Linked DNA regions of Homo sapiens: all the other regions are linked to region 3. A link is a loop called in an ENCODE intact Hi-C map of the cell type or tissue named here. Cell type or tissue: natural killer cell. All regions are shown on one strand. Links, peaks and the distances in the headings refer to the core of each region. The heading gives the core; the rest is flanking DNA. Region 1 overlaps APBA2 (amyloid beta precursor protein binding family A member 2). Region 2 overlaps APBA2 (amyloid beta precursor protein binding family A member 2). Region 3 overlaps APBA2 (amyloid beta precursor protein binding family A member 2).

Region 1 (6,787 bases), core at 661-5,660, 59 kb before region 3:
TTTCTTTTGCTGTGCAGAAGCTCTTTAGTTTAATTAGTTCCCATTTGTCAATTTTTGCTTTTGATGCAGTTGCTTTTGGCGATTTCATAATGAAATCTTTGCTGGTGCCTATGTCCTGAATGGTATTGTCTAGATTTTCTTCTAGGGTTTTTATAGTTTTGGGTTTTACATTTAAGTCTTTAATCCATCTTGAGTTAATTTTTGTATGAGGTGTAAGGAAGGGGTCCAGTTTCAATTTTTTGCATATAGCTAGCCACTTCTTCCAGCACCACTTACAAACAGGGAATCCTTTCCCCATTGCTTGTTTTTGTCAGGTCTGTTGAAGATCAGATGACATTAACCCACTTTTCTACCAAAAAAAAAAAACCCCTCTGTAGTAAATGTGTATATTTCCTAATGAGTACTAATTTGGCCATATCCCCTAGTTGTGATATCTAATTTTTTGTTCATGTCTAAAAATACATCATTTACATTTTGAATGCTTTCTAAGCCTCAGTTATTTAATGTTTAAGAATTTCCCAGGCATGTCATATTTTGTTTTGTTTTTGTTCTTTAACTATCTTTGTAGCAGTCTGGGTCCACTCAGGAGATGGGAACCCCAGGGGGAGCATCATATTTAATAGAATTATTAGGTATGATGAGAGAGTAGCTGTTAAGAGGTGGAAGTTCTGTGTGGTATCGTGGGGGTGGAGGGAGGGGGACCTAAGCAGGGGCAGACCTGGGAAAGCCCCAGGGAAGGACCAGCTTGTTAGGGAAGGTGTGGTTCAGCAGTGGAGAGCAGGGACAGCCGCTGGTTCAGGCAGTCCAGCACTGGTCTAGAGATGCTGTTGGTCACAATAGGCCACCCTCTGGAGTACAGGCTGGGGAGCAGTGGCTTGAGGCTGGGCCTGCGGTGTGAGTTCGGGCACCAGCACGTCCAGAGGTGCCGGACATGCAGAAGGAACGATTGCTCAACGCAGGACTCTCCAGACCACGCGGGCTACATGGGGTTTGTCGAGGGAGTCCAGAGGTGGCTGGCCATGTGGAGCTCTGGGTTCGAGGCCCAACAGGTGTGGCCCCAACAAGGCTGCAGGGTTGCAGAAGAACTAGGTGCCTCTGTGGCCTGAGCCGGGAACTGCGGGAACCGTTTTCCTCCAGCAATGTTGCTCCATCACCCTCTGCCCAGAAAGCTTAATGTGCTCACTCTAAAGGAGAAACATGACCGGGCCCGGTGGCTCACGCCTGTAATCCCAGCACTTTGGAAGGCAGAGGCAGGCGGATCACGAAATCGGGGGATAGAGATCATCCTGGCTAACATGGTGAAACCCCGTCTCTACTAAAAATACTTAAAAAAATTAGCCGGGCGTGATGGCGGGTGCCTATAGTCCCAGCTACTCGGGAGGCTGAGGCAGGAGAATGGCGTGAACCCGGGAGGCGGAGCTTGCAGTGAGCCGAGATGGCCCCACTGCACTCTAGCCTGGGCCACAGAGCCAGACTCCGTCTCAAAAAAATAAAAATAAATAAATAATAATAATAATAATAAAATAAAGGAGAAACGCTTAAGGGAATTCTGTTTATTCAGAGAACATATTGAGGGGTACATTCAGAATTGGGAGGCAATGAATTGATAACTGACACAACCTTTTTGTCATTCCTTTCTAATTGTCCCATTGTAGTCAGTGGGTGTAGCCAGTACAGATTCTTTGTAGAATGTCACATTTCTTTTGTGGCCTAATGCTACATAGGCAGTTTTGGTTAAACCCATGTGAGTATGTGTGTGTGTGTGTGTGTGTGTGTGTGTGTGTGTAAAACCTCCGCCTTCTCTATTTGTTAGGTACGGGGTTCTAAATAAATCTTATTGTTATTTAAATTTTTATATCCCATCTCATTTTTGTCTGGTTAATTTGATTTTAATCTCTCAATATGAATGTGGCTATTAATTTCACCTTTTATCATTATTTGCTTGGTTTATATTTTGAAGCTATGTTGTGAAGTTTATAAAGGTACATGATGCTCTTGGTGGATTATTTTTGTTATTAATGGGAATTTTTCCTTTTATGCCTTTGCATACTTTGTTGTTTACATTCATTTTGTCTGATTAATATTGCCATATGAGCCTTCTTTTTATTAGCACTTGTCTGGTGTATCTTTTCCTATACTTTTATTTTTAGCAGTCTTCGTGCCATTTTTTTCAGGTGTCATCAGAAGAGACTAAGCAACTCATGGCTTAATTTTCTAAAATAATCTGAAAATCTATGTTTTTCAACAGATGGACTAAAAGAGAGTATAAAGAGCACTGCATTCATTTGCTCAGGCTGCGGTAACAAAACACAGACTTGGTGTCGGAATCCATAGAAATGTATTGCCTCACAGTTCTGGAGGCTGGGAGTCCAAGATCAAGGTGTCAGCAGGGCTGGCCTCCTCGGGCCGTCTCTCCTTGGCCTTGATGCCCCTGCATGTGTTCTTCCTTCTGTGCCTGTTGTGTGCCCCTGGGGTCTCTCTGTGTACCCCAATTTATCTTTTTTTTTTGAGATGGAGTTTTGCTCTTGTTGCCCAGGCTGGAGTGCAGTGGCGCAATCTTGGCCCACTGCAACCTCTGCCTCCCCGGTTCAAGTGATTCTCTGCCTTAGCCTCTGGCAAAATGCCCTTTTCAATCCTCCCTGCCATTGGCTACTTTTAGGATCCTGCTGATTGGTGCATGTTACAGATTGCTGATTGGTGTGTTTTACAGAGTGCTGATTGGTGCATTTTACAATCCTCTTGCTAGCTACAGAGTGCTGATTGGTGCTTTTTTACAGAGTGCTAATTGGTGCATTTTACAATCCACTTGCTAGCTACAGAGCGCTGATGCATTTTACAATCCTCTTGTAAGACAGAAAAGTTCTCCAAGTCCCCACTCAACCCAGGAAGTTCAGCTGGCTTCACCTCTCACAACCACCCCAAGAAAGTTGAGGGTGAAGTGCAGGCCATGCACAGGATGCTGTCTTGATACTGAGAAAAGGAAGGTGGTGTTAACCACAGAATTTCATGGCCAGGGGTGAGAGTTAATGTAGCAGAGGGGCTCTCCTTGGAAGGGCTGTCTAGAAGAAGAGTGTGTAACTCTGGGCAGGATAGGAAGAGGTGACACCTCCATGAGAAAAGGGACTTTGTCTTTTTTGCCCCTGTCTCCCCAGCCTGTGGCTGGTGTGTGTCAAAGAGGCAGAGTCATTCCTGTGTAGTCATGATGGTTAGTTTTGTGTGTTAACTTTGCCCAGCTCTGGTGCCCAGTTGATTTGCTCAAACACCAGTCTGGATGTTGCTGGGAAGGTAATTTTTGGGTAAGATGAACATAGTAGACCTTGAGTAAAGCAGACTGTCCTTCATATTTGGATGGGCCTAATTCGATCAGTTGAAGGCCTTAAGACCAAAGGCTGAGGTTCCCCGAAGGGGAAGGTCGGCCCCCAGACCCCCTTGTGACTCAAGACTGGAATGTCAACTCCTCCTGGAGTTCCCAGCCTGCCGGCCTGCCCTGCAGATTTCAGATTTGCCAGCCTCTGCAGTCATGTGAGCCAATTCCTTGAAATAAATCTCTTTTTATATATCCTGTTGGTTCTCTTTCTCTGAAAATTCCTAATACTGTAGTTTTTTCATCTGGTGATCTATTTGGCTATCTCACTAACTTCTGAGTTGGGACAGCCTCAGAGTCAGAAGTCATGTGTCTCCTGGACCCTCCATCCCCAAAGCACAGCCCCATGCCAAAATATGCCTTTATGTTAGTAGCACTGCCCAGCCCTGTTCAGTTTTCTGAGATCCAGTTCCTACAAGACTGTGGCACTCAGTACTTTTCATCTCATTGGGTTCTGTGCCTCTGGGGCTGTTGCCTCTGAGACCAGATCCCGGATCCTTTCTTTGTGGGCTGCTCCACCCCTGCTGTGGAAATCACACAGAAGGCGGACAGTACATGTGGACAGGTCAGACAGACACACTGATTGGCCAGCTGCAGCATGGGGAGCATGGACTCTGCCCACAGCTGTGGCGAGATGGCTCTGTGGTGAGATCTGGGCTTTCTTGTGTGCTGAGGAATGGGAGCGTTTGCCATCCTTATCCAAGCTGCATCACTCAGGGCTGGCCCCTCTGAGGTTGCACTGTGGGCCCCACCCCAGCCTCTGAACGAGAATTGGCATACCAGCCAGATGCCTAGGTGATCTGTGCATGTGCTGCAGGTGGAGAAGGTCTGCACTAGACATCTCCAGAAGGACGATCTGGGATCAGGGTTAGACAAGGCCCACGTCTGCTGCCCAGCCCTCTCCTCTTTGATGTCCTTTCTGCACCTGACACCTCTTCTTGACATTCCCTTTCCTTGGTTTATGTGGTAAGACCTCTCTGTCCACAACAGGAATGGTCTTACCCATCTTCTTCTCCTACCATGTATTAATAGTTCCCTGTGCCTTAAACCCCTGATTCAAAACCTGCTTCCTCAACTCTCCAAAGTCAGCCAAGCGAGAGGTTATGGGCACAGTCTTCCACAAGACTGCCCTCACTTCTGACACCAGCCCCAAATTCAGGGGTCCTCAGGCCCATCCTTACTTCTTACCAGCTGGTCAGGGGTTCCCATGACCAGTCTTAAATTAGATAATTTGCTAGAATGACTCACAGAACTCAGAACACCATTATACTTAACAATGACAGTTTCATTATAGCAAAAATTTACAACCCAGAACCAGACAAAAGAAGGAACACCTGGCTGGGCGCGGTGGCTCACGCCTGTAATTCCAGCACTTTGGAAGGCCGAGGCAGCTGGATCACGAGGTCAGGAGATCGAGACCATCCTGGCTAATAACGGTGAAACCCCGTCTCTACTAAAAATATTTTTAAAAAATTAGCCGAGCGTGGTGGCGGGCGCCTGTAGTCCCAGCTACTCGGGAAGCTGAGGCAGGAGAATGGCGTTAACCCAGGAGGTGGAGCTTGCAGTGAGCTGAGATGGCACCACTGCACTCCAGCCTGGGCGACAGAGTGAGACTCCATCTCAAAAAAAAAAAAAAAAAAAAAAAAAGAAGAAGGGACACCTAGGGTGAAGTCTGGGAGGCTTCCAGATGCAAAGCTTTGGCGTCCTCAGAGATGCATTATCCTCCCAGCATCCAAGTGTGACAGTAATCAAAGAGTATTGCCAAAAAAGGAACCTCACCTGAGCTTCAATGTCTAGAGTTTTTATTTGGGATTCTTTATGTAGGTATGATGCATGATGAATTGAATCAGTGAATTGATTAAATTGTTGGCCATGTGGTTGAGCTCAATATCTAGCCTTCCCAGAAGTCAGGCTGGTAGCCCGTGTCTCCTGTCTCAAAGCCCCAACCCTCTAGTAGCTAGTTGGCCTCTCTGGCATCACCAACCTCCATCCTGAGTCATCTCTTTTGCATAAACTTTGGAACGCACCACGAATAACAAGGACACTCCTATCACTTGGAGATTCCAAGGATGTAGAGGCTCCCTCCAAGGTACCAGAAGGCCAGCCAAGTTCTTTATTACACACCAACTGATTGCCATGACTTAGTGGTTAATAAAGAGTGGGGCTTGGGGTTCCTTTAGATTTCAGGCCTGACACAACCCCTTGGATATAGACTACATGAAATGAAAGTGTTAGGAAGGGTGTATGCATGCTATTTGTTTACTTTGAAGAGTGACACTTGGAACCAATGTCAGTTTTACAGGCTGCCCTGACTTGCTGGGGCACAGACTGTGAAGTGCATATTCAGAATGAATGAAGTGTTACCCTACAGCAGTGGCTCTCAGACTTGCAGGCATCAGAATCCCCTGGAGATCTTTTAACATGCAGACTTCAGGGTCCTGCCCCTGAGTTTTCATTGGTCTGGGGGAGGGCCCAAGAGTTTCTGTGTTTGTGGAGTTCCCAGGTGACACTGATGCTGCTGGCCCAGGGACCACACTTCAAGAAGCCCTGGAATAGACTCTGTGGTGGGTGTTTGAACTTTGGATTCTTGGCCATAGGTTTTTACATTACAATGACAGAATGGGAAGTTTGGCAGGAATAAAGATGACTTCCACCCACAGGCTCCCGGGGAGGTCCTTCTTCCCTGGGCCCTGGCCTGGTGTCTCTGTCTAGCAGCTAGCTAGCATTCAGGTCCCAGGTCTCACATTTTGGCTGGACTTTAATGGCAATTGATGGGCAAGTGCAGGCTGTTCTTGCAGGGGAGGGAGTGCTGCCTCTGCTTGGGCTGCTAGGCTTGGGGCCTGGTCACCTGGGGCCACTGCCCTTCCTTCAGTCTTGCCAGACAGGCAGAGGAGTAAGGGCTTGCTACCGGGGCAGAGAACATCGAATGATTGCAATCGTGGGGTCATTAGGATTAATTAGTAAATAGCCATCAGATCTTAAAAAATAGATTCAGGAACAGCCTGGGAGGGCATTTGGGTGTGGTTTCCCAGTTTGAGGGGAAAGCATGAATCGACTACTATCTCAGGTAGGGCTCTGGTGCTGGGACCCTGCTCAGGCCAGTTAAGTGACAGTGGATGTGGCCTGGAAATCCTGTTTCTCTCATGTTCAGTGAGGGTGGAATTAGGGGTGTGTGTGGGGACCTTGGGGGCGCCATGTGATGATTAACTGTAGTCTGTCTCAGTTGTGGAAGCTGCTAATGTGTTTTTCTGGGACATCATCATGGGATTTTTATTATTGATTTCAGCAGGGAGACTGCTGGCTCATTATGTGACAAGAAATCGATGTGGTGTTCCACGTTCGAAGCAGGGGTTCTCCGTGACGTGCGGGCCCTGGACCAGCAGCCTCAGCATCCCCTGGGCATGTGTGAGCAGTGCACACTCC
Region 2 (6,582 bases), core at 1,583-6,582, 160 kb before region 3:
CTGTTCACTGGGACCTGGTGCTGTTGCCACCGTGGGCCCAAACATCCACTGCCCTTTTAGCAAGGCAGCGCTGCTCCATAGGGTCCAGCCGGGGAAGCATCTGGCTTTGCACAGGTGGAAGATCATGACTATTTCCAGAGTCTGTTGCCAGGCTCCATGTAGTTCAGGAGTTGTTTCTCCCTCTGAGAGTCCAAAGTGGTTGTTTTCCGGAGTTTGGCAGTACCTAAGGGTTAATTGGGATGTTATTGTCTGCATTTGGCTTAGAGATAGGAAAGTTTTATGTTTATTCAAATTATCAGTAATTTAAAATTACAATTTTAGTCTTAATTGTACGTATTTGGAGATCCCATTTAAGTCTTTGGAAATAATTGCAGAGTAATATTTTGGGAAGTTATATTACAATGCACAGACGTTCAAGTGGAGAAAGGTCCCTGCGTGTGAGCCTTGGCCTGGCAGAGGGGCATCCAGGACAGGATCTACAGCACACAGCCCTCCCAACTGGGTCTGGGCATGGCTGCAGCTGAGTCTAGCCCTCCTTTCTGTGCTGCTGCATCCCAGGGGATACGGCCACACAGGCCACAGTTGCCTAGACCGACCTGGTGTCAGGATCACTGTCTCTGCTTTGGTAAGATGTCCTTGGGAGGGGAAGGGAGCCAGCCAATGAGATGAGGGGTAGGAGGGTGACAGGGTGGAGCAGACCCTCATGCTGGCAGAAGAGAGGTTCACATTCACCAGGGAGCAGGTTTTTCTGAACCCTGGAGAGCTGAGGGGGGCACCTGGAGCACCCCTGCAGTCCACAGCATGGGGTGCTGGCTTCTGTACTGTAGTGCAGTGCCATGAGGTACCCATCCCTTGCAGTGGGGTAGGGTTTAAAACCCAGAAGGCAGCCCTCCCTGGAGCACAGCCCCATGGTGTTTAGAGACCCTCTCCTCTGAGCACATGCAGGATGTGACAATGCAGGTGGGCCTAGTGCTGCAGTCTCAGAGACACCCATGGGCTTCTGCCATGCTTTTTATCCACCAGGGCAGTAAAAGCAACGTCCACAGTGGCTTAGCCTCCTGCAAAGCCTGTGGCAGGACAGCCAGGGTTCCCTGACAGTGGAGATGGTGGACGGCCCCATAGGGGGTTGGTCCCATCTCGCCAGCAGAAGTGACCTGTGTGGCCTTAGTGGTCAGTGCTGCCTATTGTGATAGTGGATTGTTTAAAGCCAGGTCCCATCGTGGCTCCTGAGGGAATGAAAATGAGGGGTTCTTTGCTGTGATCTGATGCTTGTGTTCCACCAAATCCATATTTTGGAATTCTTATCCCCAAAGTGATGGGACCTTTGGGAGGGAGACATTGGAATTCACATTCCCAAGGAGATGGGGCCTTATGGAGGTGTCTTAATCTGTATTCTGCTGCTGAAACAGAATACCACAGATTGGGTAATTTATAATGAACAGAACATTATTTGGCTCAGAGTTCTAGGGGCTGGGAAGTCCAAGGTTGAGGGTTGCATCTGCTGAGGGCCTTCTTGCTGCGTCCTAACATGGTGGAAGGCATCATATAGTGAGCGAGAGAGGGAAGGGGGCCAAACTCATTGTTTTATTAGGAACCTGCTCCTCAGTCACTAACCCACTCTCGCGATAATGGCATTAATACATTCATGAGGGTAGAGCTTTCAGGACCTAATCACCTCTTAAAGGTCTCACTTCTCAACATTGTTGCATCGGGGATTAGGTTTCCAACACATGAACTTTGGGGGGGCACATTCCAACTATAGCAGTGGGTGATCAGGTCCTGATGGTGAAGCCCTCATAATGGGATCAATGCCGTTTTAAAAGAGGCTGCAGAGAGAGCCTCCCGCCCTCCACCATGTGAGGACAGAGTGAGAAGCTGCCGTCTCTGAGCCATCACGCAGGTACTCACCAGGCACGGAATCTGCTGGCTCTCTGGTCTTGGACTTCCCAGCCTCCTGAACTGAGACAAGCCACTTTCTGTCATGTATAATCTACCCAGTTTATGGTATTTTGTGAGAGTACCCTGAATGGAATAAGACTCCCTTCAAACAAATGTCCTGCTCTTTGAAAGAGAGTGTGGGGCTCACAGTCTGCTAGTAAAGACAGTTGTAGGAGCAATGGCAAGCCCACACTGGCTCGGATTTTCAGACCTTATCATTGAGTTAGGAGCGAAGTCCTCGACCTGAGGTTTTATTGGTCCAAAGTCAGGGCCTGCTGGAGCCCGACAGGTTGCGTGCTTGGCCTGTGGAGCAGTTTTCTCCAGAGCACCTCTATCCCCTCTGCCTTGTGCCAGGCCCAGCAGGGACTGAGGGTAGAATAATGACAGGCACAGCTCCTCCCCTCAAAGAGTCCACTATCTGGGGTTTGATGCTGGAGCGCAAGGAGGGGCTGCCCACATGGGCGGAGCAGAGGGCCTGGGGAAGTTCCAGGAAGAAGTGACTGTGTGCCGAGGCTGCAGGAGTAGAGGCAGCCCAGGAGAAAGGGGGGCATGGGCTGGAGGTGGGGGTGGTTCCAGGCAGAGAGAGCAGCTTGCACACGGGAAAACAAGGCATGGAGTGGGCAGCTCCTTCCGCCTGGTCTCTAAACCTGTGAAGAGGGGGCTGGGGAGAAGAGACGGGGGTGGAGGAGAGCAGGACTCACAGGCCAGCCAGCCCTCCACAGCCTTGGGAACAGAGTGAAGAGCTTGGACTGTGTCCTATGTCCTGGGGCCGGTGCCACTGCAGGCTTTGGAGCCAGGAGGGACTCAGTGGAGCTTGCTGTGTATGATTGTGAGTGTGGGGAATGGTTTGGGGTGGGAGGCAGGACAAGCAGCTGTGGACTCCTGTCTGCAGGTGAGTGCCAGGGCTCAGTGTGGGTTCTGATTGGGCTAAGTAGGTGCCCATCTGCCTGGAGTCCAGCTGTCCTTGTGTGGTCTGTAGACCTTGTTGTCAAGGTCTGGCAGCTCAACGCTGGTCTTTCTGAGATAATGAAAAGGGAAAACTTTAGAGGCAGGACGAAGACCTTGTAGTGACCAGTGACATCCCCACAGGGTCTAGGTGTGCGAGGTCTATTGGCGCCTGTGTGGGAAGGCGGGAAACCAGGGGCTTGGGGCCAGCTACAAATGCCACACTGGGCTCTGCCTTGGCTCTAGGTGCTTTGGTTGCTGGATTTGGTGGTGGCTCAGGGCAGTCACTTGTCATTCTCAGTATTTTATCCCCTGGGGCCTCCTCAGAGCCATAGGAGATGGTTCACCTCTGAAGGACTGCCCCATGCTGTGCTTGGTAAGCTCGGTCACCCAGGGCTGTCACAGAGATGGGCTATGGCCCACATGGGCTGAGCGGATTTCTGCCCTGCCACCTACACCTTGCTGTGATTACTTTGGCAGTGTTTCCCCGTCAGGAGAGCAGGTGGGAAGGGAGGCAGGTCCCTGAACTGGGATAGAGCCCGGAGACCTGGGTGTCCTCTGCTCTGTTGTACTGACACGCTGCGTGCTTATGAAATGAGGGCAGGGGTTCTCAGTGCTCCCATGGCATGGTGACTATAATCCATGAATGATGCCCACACAGTTCCTGGCATGCTCAGTGTAGCCTTGTTGTTGTAAGAGAAAAAAGCAGGGATTCTCCACTTCCCCACAGAGTGAACTGGAACGAGGAGAGACTGGTATTTCTCCAACACTAGGTTTCTTTGGATTTTTATGCTGGTTGATACTCCCTAAATCACAGGTCGCCTTAAAGAGAGCAAGAGCCCTGCACGGTGGCCCGGACCCTTGGGGCCCCTTCCATCCGATGCACCTCGTGGCCCAGTCTTTACCTGCTCACCATGCACAGCACTTCGCATGGGTTTGGAAACGTGTCATCTGCATGGCAAGGATGGGAATGGGGAGTGGGAACCTGCAGTTTAGGGTCCAGGCGGGTGGATTTTAATTTGCCCCTGGGGGATTCTAGGGCCAGCAGAGCTCACTGCCGCTGCTGTCTGGGCCTCCAGGCAGTGAGCTGCTGGGGGAGCCCCTCTGGAAATGGACAGTGGCTGTCAGGGCGTAGGACGCTAGGGGGCGAACAGAGGAAGTAGAGGTATCTGGGGCTGAAGTTCAAGGTTGCAGCATGAAGTTCAGGGTTGCAGCGCCCAGCCTAGCAGGGCAGGGTTCAATCTGCAGGACTGGCATGAGGAGGCAGAGGAGTCAGCCAAGCCCTCCCCTCAGCCTCTCTCCAGACACTACAGATCCAAGGCCAGGTCTGCATGAGGACAGCCACCTGGTCTCGGCTGAGGTTACAGGAAGGGAGTCGGGGCAAGGGCCAGTGAGTTTGTTCCTAATTTGGGTCCCCTAATTGTCCAAGAGAAGAAGAAAAGGCCTAATTTCTGTTTCGCTAAGTTTTAGACTACTTTAGTTCATGTTCTTTAACAATAGGTTATTCATGCAGAGCTCATCTCTATTAATCAAAATGTATGATTAGGCAGAAAGCCCTATTCCCACACCAGAGTGGTGAAATGCAGTGCATGTGTGTTCAGATCAATTTTTGAAGTCTTGATTTTGTTTTGTTACATGTTTATTTGATTGCTTGCAGAAGAATGAAGTTTTTTGGCCCTCTGGAAAATTTTTCTTTCTCCTGAGAGGTTTTCCAATCTAGTAGAAAATAGACGCAGAGTTTGGCTTGCACTGATTGCGGCATTAGAAGCGGCCCTGTACATTTTAATGTGGAAGACGTGATGGTTTTGCGTTTGCTCCTCCAGTTGTGCCCCATAGCTGTCTTTCTGCCAGCTCTCTTGCACATTTAGTTCTTGAGTGAGATGTTCTAAATAGAAGCCATGGTCCATTCAGTCCCCAGCCTGCTGTCCTTCTGTGACCCGCCAGCCAGCTTTGCTTAGGGAGCTATGAGCCCCTCCTACTAGGCTACAAAGTCATGGGCAGGAAAAGCATTTGTGCACAGCCAGGAGCAGAGCACCCAGGCCCAGGTCTGTCCCGGAGCCATGTGGACCTGGCGAATGGCTGTTCAGGTCAGAAGGGGGTTTGGATACACCGGTTCTGTGTTTCGGAGGCCAGCGTAGTCCCCAGTGTATTTCGCAGAAGTGATAGCAGCTTTATTCCCAAGGCACTAGTGCCTGCGCGTTAGGCACGTGCTGGGTGCCTGCTTGAGTGTCTCCTTTGTTCCTCTCTATCACTGGCTGTCCCCTGCAGAGGCAAGCGAGGCAGAGAGTTGGCTGGTAACAGCCAGTGTCCGCAGAGCCCCAGGGCTCCCTGACTGGGCTGTGCCACCTGGGGACAGGCAGATAGACCCCAAGTAAAGTTAAAGGGAAGCACAGTGGGGCCTGCACAGGATGTGAGTTGGAGGCTCTGGTGAAACTGAGACTTGGTGGGGGATGGGAGGCAGGGGCCCTGCTGGGACAGACAGGAGACCAGGGGCCAGTGGCAGAAATGGTCCTCGATCTACCCTCATGCAGATGGTGGCCTCTACCGGGAGCCCTGTGTGTCTCTGAGCCTTAGTCTCCCTCCCTCCAGTCTGCGAAATGGGCATAATAGAAATGATGCCTCTCACTAATAAATCTGTGCAGAAAGAGAAAGCAGTTTGCAACTGCAAAGCATTATTCAGGTCTTCCTGGCTCTACCTCCAGGATCGTATGCCTCCGCTCTCTCACGAGACACAGGCCTCCCATGTGCCCGGTGGTGGTCTCGAGGTCATCTGAGCCATCATCCACCCCTCTATACCGGGGACAGTGTGCTGCCAGGAGGGGCACCAGAAGAGGTGTCATACAGTGGCATGCTGAGCTAGGATTTGAGGCACTTCCTGCCTCTTCTAGTTCCTTGTGGGCCGGGGGTGCTTTGCTCAGATGGTGCTGGGGAGGAAGGGCAATATCTAAGGATGTATTGAGAGGGTCACATTCAGGTGTGCCATCTTCTGAGGGACAGAACCCTGTCACGACAGTTTTGCCGTGACTGAATTCCCACATTGCAGAGTGCGCTTGGGGTGTGGCTCTGAACATCGCTGGCAGGTCAGGTGGAGCCTCGCTGCTCTGGGGAGCTGTGCCCAGGTTCCCTCGGTTCCTGAAGCTCAGAGGTTGCAGGAGAAAGGGCCTCCTGGTGGCTGCTTACTCTGCCCCACTGTGAAGTGCCTGGTCACTAGAGTTAGGCCTCTCTCCCACTCCGGGCTTCAGGGATTCCACTGAGGATGGAGGGTGTTGGATTTAGTTTCTTTTTTTTTTCTTTTTTTTCTTTTGAGATGGAGTCTCACTCTGTCGCCCAGGCTGGAGTGCAGTGGCACCATCTCTGCTTACTGCAAGCTCCGCCTCCTGGGTTCACGCCATTCTCCTGCCTCAGCCTCCCGAGTAGCTGGGACTACAGGCGCCCGCCACCACGCCCGGCTAATTGTTTTGTATTTTTGGTAGAGACGGGGTTTGACCGTGTTAGCCAGGATGGTCTCGATCTCCTGACCTCGTGATCCGCCCACCTCGGCCTCCCAAAGTGCTGGGATTACAGGCATGAGCCACCGCGCCTGGCCCCCTTCTGGAGTATTTCGTTCATTAGAAGTAAGTCAGGGACTTAGTGTCTTTAGCTCCAGCCAGTCCTGTGGCCTCTCTGCCACTGTGTGAATGTCCCCAACCCCCCACCTGA
Region 3 (6,787 bases), core at 733-5,732:
TGCACCTCTCAGCCCCCTCTCTGGCTCCTGCCCCGGTTCCTCTGAAACAGCTCTTTGAGGTCACGACTGACTTCCTTGACACTGTGCCCAATACACGAGGTCTCCTTGTAGTTGGCCTCCTGCTAGCATGGGTGTAGATGGGCAGGCCTCCCTTTCTAAGCCCCTTCTTTTCTTGGTACTTAGCAGAGCAGAGTCCTGGGGCTTCATCCTGCCCCCTTGCCCATGACCTTCCTTGCAGACTCATCCATGCCTGCAGCTTCACTTGGCACCTGCAGATGGTTCATTCCCAAATCTGTTTTTCTAACCGGGACTCCCGAGTCCAGCCGCCTACTGAGCATCCAGGCTCCTGCCACTAAACTTGCCTGGAATCCCCAACCCAAGCTCAGTCCTCTTCCAGGCACCCTTTCTCAGTGAGGGGCAGGTCTGTCCATCGAGCTCTGCAACCATTGTCTAGCGTCCTCATCTTCTCTCAGACTCCAGTCCACCTTTCCGTCCTGTTGATGGACCCCTAAATCCCCATCTGTTGCTGTCTCTCCATTTCCGTTGTCACCCTGTCCGTACCATCATCACCACTCATGTGCTGGGATGGCTACAGTAGCCTCTCAGCTGCTCTCCCTTCTTCCTCTCTGCTGCCTGCCCCTCTGCCAGAGTTCATTTCTAATGAAGGAGTGGTTGGGCCACTTCCCTGATGGATACCCTGGAGTGACAGTCCTTATGGCCTGTCACCCGTGGCCCCAGGGTCCTCACATCTGGCCAGCGCTTCCTCCCCACCCTCGACTTGTCTCAGCTGCTGGCCCATGCCCTAGGCCTCGGCAGTCCAGACATCCTATAGATCTTCTAAGGTGTCATTGTCTCTGCACCCTAGGGCCTTTGCACCTGCTCCCGCCTCAGCCTGGGAGGCTTTCTCCTCCTTTTGCCTTATGGCTTGTTGATTCCTTCTCCTCCTCCAGACCTCAGCTTAAACAGCAGCCACCCCCAAATTCCTCACCAGAGCAGCCTCCCTGTCCCTTCCTTCCCAGGGCCATAGCCTCCCTTTTGAGCATTCACCATGGCCCATCCTGATGCATTTGTTCTGTGGCTGTGGGACTGATGTCAGCCTCACTGTGTAGCCTGTGAGCTCCATGTTTCTGTCTTAACACCGGTCTTTATACAGTGGGTTCAGAAATGCTGAGCACCTGAACTCATGACAGTGAACTTGGGCAAAGCCACGTGACCCACTTAGATGGTCCTTATTTGTAAAATTGGGACCCTGAGATTGCTTCATGGCGTGGTTGAGGACTGGGTGGAACTGTACCATTGTTGCACAGAGGTCTGGTGTGTTGGGCATGAGGGCTGCACTCCAAGACTCCGTGCCTTTGCAGAGAGCAGCGGGCCTTGTGGATGCACCCCCACACTCCCACATACACCTGTGCTCCAGCTCCACCCAGCCACCTCCTCCCAGACCCCCAGGATATACAGGGACAGGTCTTGGAGCTAATGAGACCCCCTGGGGCCACACTGGCACCTTAGAAGCCTCTGTCCACCACCCATGTTCAGGATAATTTTCTTCAAAGGTGGCAGGAGTGGAGACCCTCAGGCTTGAAGCTGTGGGACTCCCCTCCCCTTCCCTCTCCAGAGGGCCTAGGGTTTTCCTAAGCGGTGTTTCAAACAGAGGCTTCCTCTGGCAGGGGAGAACCTGGAGCGCCTTATTCTTCTCCAGACTGTGCAGATACACTGTGCATATGCCTATGTGAGTAAGATATACGGTGTGAAAAGGATAAATCACTCTCTGGGGAGACAAGATCTTTAAACCTGTATCTTGATTATCTTGTCATTTTGTCTCCCTCTGGTGGTCTCAGCTTAGGGTCAGTGCAAGACTTGAGCAAAATAACAGCAATTTCTACCCAAACATGTAGGGCTAGCTGCTTTCATTTTCTAACGAAGCTGTTAGATTTGGGTTCTGCGTTTCCTGCGGAAGTTGAGAGCTGTGCCCATGAATCTGATATACTCCCCACACCATGCCGCCCCCACTGGACTCTTCTCTGGGTCTGGGTTCTCCTCCCGTGGTGCGTGTGAGTGGGAGGCAGGATGCTGGGGCCACCTTGGACTCGATTGTTTCTCGCTGAACAAAAGAGCAAGGCAGGCATGGAAGGCCCCCAGGCAGAGGTGGGTGGTGGCTGGAGTTGCAGCAAGGCCCTTGAGTGCTTCACTGGCCTCATCCCGGAAGCAGGCATCCGTGGGTGCCAGTGGTGACCCCCTGCCTGGGATGGGGCATCCTTCACACACAGCAGTCTGTGCCCAGATGGGCCCCAGAGCTACTGACGCTCACTTCAGGGGGAGACGAGGCCAGTCTTTCCCAAATCTACTCAAGGACATGGGTCAACATGGAAATGTGAACCTCAGAAGGGTCTGGTGCACTGACCAGGGCCACCCTGGGGGCTGGCGAGGGAGAAGCCAAGGGGCAGTGCCTAGAAAGGTAGGAGTCAGATTCCAAAGGGAGGGCTGGCCTCCCAGCCTCCCCAGGGCCTGGGGCTGACAGGGTGCCAGGCAGCCCCTGCCACAGAGGGGACATAAGGACACTCGCCCAAGGCCCTGCTCACCTGCTGGGGCTGTGAGGCTGGGGTACCTGGGGCGCCTGGAAGAACCAGAGCTTTCCTGCAGAACAAAGTGACGCCATCTAGTGGTCAATGAGAGCCACTGCATTGGGCCCCACTGGGTGACTGGGGCTTCACTGGGGGGTGCCTGTTGAGCCATGCTCACTGGGGACGGCAAGGTGGTGTGAGGTAGTAGAAACAGGCCTACCTCAGGCGCTGGGAGCCTTCCCAGCCCCACAGCCAGATGCCATAAAAGGCAGCACAGGGCATGTCTGGCGAGCCTGTGGCAGCCAGGGCTGTCATACACGCTCTCCAAGCCCCCCAGCTAGGCAGATGTGCACACTTCACTCTGAAGAAGCGCCAGGGTATGGTGGGGGTACTGCATTGGGATAGATGGGTCCTGTTCCCTCTGTGGGGCTGCCTCTGATTCTCCTGGTGACAGGAGAATCCCGGTGTACCCTCTGAGAGACAGGTGGACAGGGGTTCCTCCCCTGGTGCCACCCCTGAATCCCGCAGTCCCCCACATTGGTGCCTGCAGCCCTGCCCAGCTGGGAGAAGGTTTATCGGCTCCAGGGCAAGGGGTGAATGGAGGATATTTAAAAGCCGTGGGAGGACCCCATTGATAGGACTCAGTTAGATGCACAGGGGAGGGATGGGGGTCCCTGTGGGGAGAGACGGCTGGGAGCACAGGTGATCCTCTGACCCCAGGGGCACGCAGACCCACTACTGCCCAGGAAAGCAGGAAGGAGGGCCAAGTGGGCTGAGCACCAACGCGAAGCTCCCCACTTGGTCTGTCTGAGCAGGTGAGGGAGGGGCAGCCAGGAGTTTGAGGCAGTGGAGGGGTCTGGAATAACTCTTGCATGGAGGAAGAGTCTGAGTTTCCCAGAGAGATAGATGAGAGTTGTGAGGTTGTTTGGGGGGCATTTGGGGTCAAGAATTTATAATACATTTATCATGGCACTCATTTGCCCTCTTGGGCAGCTTTTTCCAGCCTCAGGTCCAGAGAAAACAGGTTGGAGATTTGCTGAACTCCTGTGGGCAGATACACAGGACTGGGGTCAGGGAACTGAGGATACTGGGCGGATGTTATTGAAGTGGTGGATGGCAGCGCCCAAGCTGGGCCAGTTGATGATTTTAGCAACAGAATGGGTTAGAGGTGAGACCAGGGATCAGCTGGCTGAGGGAGGGAAGAGGTCAGGAGGTTGCTGGCGCGAGGGCTGGGGAAGTGCAGGATGGCTGGGCCCGTGATGCTGGAGGGACTCAGGGAGGGGCCAGCTGGAGCAGGAGGGGAGCCAGGAAGCCAGGGCCAAAATCCCCAGTGGAAGGGGCTCTGGCCAGGAGGTGGGCAGTCGGGAGGGATAAAGCAGGTGACATGGCCAACATGGGTCTGAGAGGACAGCCAAGCCACGGTCTAGGATAGCTCAGAGGTCGGCTGACTGCAGCCCCAATCGCAAATCCTCCTGGCCCCCTGATTTTGCATATAAAGTTTCCTTGGCACACAGCCACACCTCCTGTTTTACATACTGTCTACGGCTACCTTTACGCCTCAGGTACAACGGTGAATAGTTGCAACAGAGACCACAAAGCCTAAAACACGTACCATCTCCCCCTTTACAGGAAAGGTTTGCCCACCCCTAGCTGGAGCCTTATTGTCTGGCATAGGAGCCACTCAAGATTGGTTTGTGGGCAACATGGACAGGACTTGGGGGTTGGTTGGATATGACTCTAACATGTGGCTCTTTATATTTCAATTAATTAAAATTACATACAAGAAATGGGTCCAGTCCCTCAGCTGCAGGAGCCTCAGTGCCAGTGCTCAAAGCCACATGTGGGTAGCGGATCCTGTATTGGACACTGCAGAGATAGAACCTTCCATTGTGGCTGGCAGGAAGTTTGTTGGGTCACGATGGTCTAGGGGCAGCAGATGGAACAAGCATGATGTTGCCAAGCCTGGGCCTGCGGTGTGATGGGTGTGAGGAGCTACACGGGTGTCCTGAGAGGCTACAGACAGGCAGGAGCCCCTCAGGACAGATGCACAAGGACAGGCCAAGGAGAAGCCCAGGGCACAGTTTCAGGTCACCAGCATGAGTTCCGGGGCTGTGGGGAAGGCATGGAAAGTGCTGTTGTGTTTGGGATGTGACGCCTTCTGGATTTGCAGCCTGTGATTGTCATCTTGAGTGACAGTCAACTGGAATGCTGGCATTGTCCTCCTGACACTGTTTGTGCAGAGTTTTCTGGCCCAAGTGTTGATTTCGCGCAGTTACTTGCAGCACGGGGTAGTGAGGGAAGCAGACCGGCCGCCCGTGGCTGGCTGCAGATGGCAATGGTTGGGCCCTTCTAGTTTGCCCCGCATCCTGGCTGCCGTGTTCCTTGTGCTATGGCCAGGCATGCAAGTTCTTTGTTCAGGGGACTTCTCCTCTAGGAAGACTCTGACTCTGTGCCCTCCTTCAGTTCCAGGGCCCTGCGAACCAGAAGACCTCATCGACGGGATCATCTTTGCTGCCAATTACCTGGGGTCCACCCAGCTGCTATCAGAACGGAACCCTTCCAAAAACATCAGAATGATGCAAGCGCAGGAGGCCGTCAGCCGGGTCAAGGTAGAGGTGCTTCGAGGGCCCCTCGCGGATGCCCGCACACTTTGGGGGGCACTAGCAGGAGGGAATATGGCGGGGCGTAGGCCCTCTTCCAGCTCGGACTGCACAGCCCTCAGCACAGGGGGCAGGAGCGGCCCAGGTGCCAACGAGGCTGAGGGAGGCTTGCGCCTTGGCTGGGAGAAAGCTGGCTGGGCAGAGGCAACCAGCTCCTTAACAAGAGGCCCACGGAATCCCAGAAATACGACCTTTAAAGATCATCGTTCCAAAGCATTCTAGTCATCAAACAATCCCAAATCCCAGTTCAACAGTATGTGTATTTTTAGTGCCATTCAGAGTGCTTCAAGAAAGGGTGAAAAATAAATCACGTTTTATTTAAATTCAGGACCTCAAGAAAAACTTTGACCTGCTTGTAGCTCTAAGTGCTCATTGGATTGTCTGGTTTTGAACATCGGGTGAGGCCGGGCAAGGGGAAGATGAGGCCACGTCAGCAAAATTAAATGGGGTCGGCGGGGAGGGGATGCAGCCATCTGAGGTCTCAGCTCTCTGAGCAAGACAGGATCTGCAGAGGCCCGCCAGCCCAGGGGTGAGAAATGGCAGCAACCTCCTCCCCAGCCCTCACCATACACAACCTCCTCTAACAGAAGCAGAGAAGCACCATGAGGCCATCCGGGGTGGGCAGGAGAAAGCCAGGTAACCCAGGGCAGTGCTGAGCCCTGCTGGCCAGTGCCTCTCAGCAGAGGCCCGGCCCTCCCATCCCAGACCCTTGCCTTGCTCCGCTGCCTGGAGCTCAGCTCCCCTTCCTGCCGGCTGATGGCATCTTTCCTGTCCTCCATAGATGGGGTGGTTGGCAGTCATTTCTAGCGCTCCAGGGACACCTGTGTGGGCTTCTCTTGGTCAGTGTGTGTGCTTGAAGTGGGCAATGGCTGTCCACCCGTCCCTGCTGGGCTTTGCTAGGCACCAGACCTGAGAGTGGGGGCATCAACCACCAAAGTGACATAACCTCACGCACCTTCCTTCTCTCTGTGCCAACTTGTTTTTCTTTTCTCTTCCATGCTGTCAGAGGATGCAAAAGGCTGCTAAGATCAAGAAAAAAGCGGTGTGTAGGGCCTTGAGGCCCTGGGACAGTGTTGTTTGCTTGTGTTTCCGTGGCTTGTCCTGGGCAGTGGGGGCTGGGGGGTTCCCCTGGGGATCTAAATAATGTTGCAAAGCAGCTTTTCCTCTTCCCTTGGTAGGTGAATCTTAGATGTTTGTAAATGAAACTACAGACACTTCATTTTTTTAACCACCCATTTATGGAAGGATTTATTAATTCTTCTTTCTTAGCATCTCCTGTGTACTGTATGGATAATGCTGTGATGTTCCTGTTTTACGTGGACATTTTAAATTGATATGACATTTAGTTGATATGACAACGTGGTGGGTGTAGGGTCTGGGCCTCCTGTGCAGTATTACTGAATTGTTCTGATAGTTAAAGATTCCTTAAGCTTAATTTACTAAGTCAGGAGGGTGAGTAGCTCAGTTTGCCCGTGTGGTGCTTTCTTTATTGGAAATGAGTTTTTGGGCTGGGTGCTGTGGCTCACACATGTAATCCCAGCACTTTGGGAGACAGAGGCAGGAGGA

Evidence for each region. A loop is a pair of places that touch in the nucleus more often than their neighbours do. Peaks named below come from ENCODE experiments on the same cell type or tissue, not always from the same donor. Only the 100,000 strongest peaks of a DNase experiment are listed, where the experiment ranks them.
Region 1: it touches region 3 in a loop (2.1-fold over the local background); 3 of 110 quality-filtered maps call a loop at or near these places.
Region 2: it touches region 3 in a loop (6-fold over the local background); 4 of 110 quality-filtered maps call a loop at or near these places.

Annotation. Positions count from the first base shown.
Region 1 is chr15:29,028,979-29,035,765 of GRCh38, forward strand. All of the region lies in intron 3 of APBA2 (amyloid beta precursor protein binding family A member 2), which reads left to right. Among named protein-coding and RNA genes, the nearest start is that of APBA2, 150 kb to the left of the region's middle. In natural killer cell, for the core only: no CTCF peak of the experiment used is centred there; a DNase peak (open chromatin) is centred at 2,963; H3K27ac peaks cover 1,646 bases.
Region 2 is chr15:28,931,488-28,938,069 of GRCh38, forward strand. All of the region lies in intron 2 of APBA2 (amyloid beta precursor protein binding family A member 2), which reads left to right. Among named protein-coding and RNA genes, the nearest start is that of APBA2, 49 kb to the left of the region's middle. RefSeq lists an enhancer at 3,913-4,412. In natural killer cell, for the core only: CTCF peaks have their summits at 4,017 (motif pointing right) and 4,219; DNase peaks (open chromatin) are centred at 2,404, 4,024 and 5,824; H3K27ac peaks cover 1,497 bases.
Region 3 is chr15:29,088,051-29,094,837 of GRCh38, forward strand. APBA2 (amyloid beta precursor protein binding family A member 2) reads left to right here. Exons shown (of 15, transcript NM_001353788.2): 7 at 5,025-5,170; 8 at 6,228-6,263. Among named protein-coding and RNA genes, the nearest start is that of NSMCE3, 180 kb to the right of the region's middle. In natural killer cell, for the core only: CTCF peaks have their summits at 2,655 (motif pointing left) and 2,868; DNase peaks (open chromatin) are centred at 1,881 and 2,661; H3K4me3 peaks cover 420 bases; H3K27ac peaks cover 1,599 bases.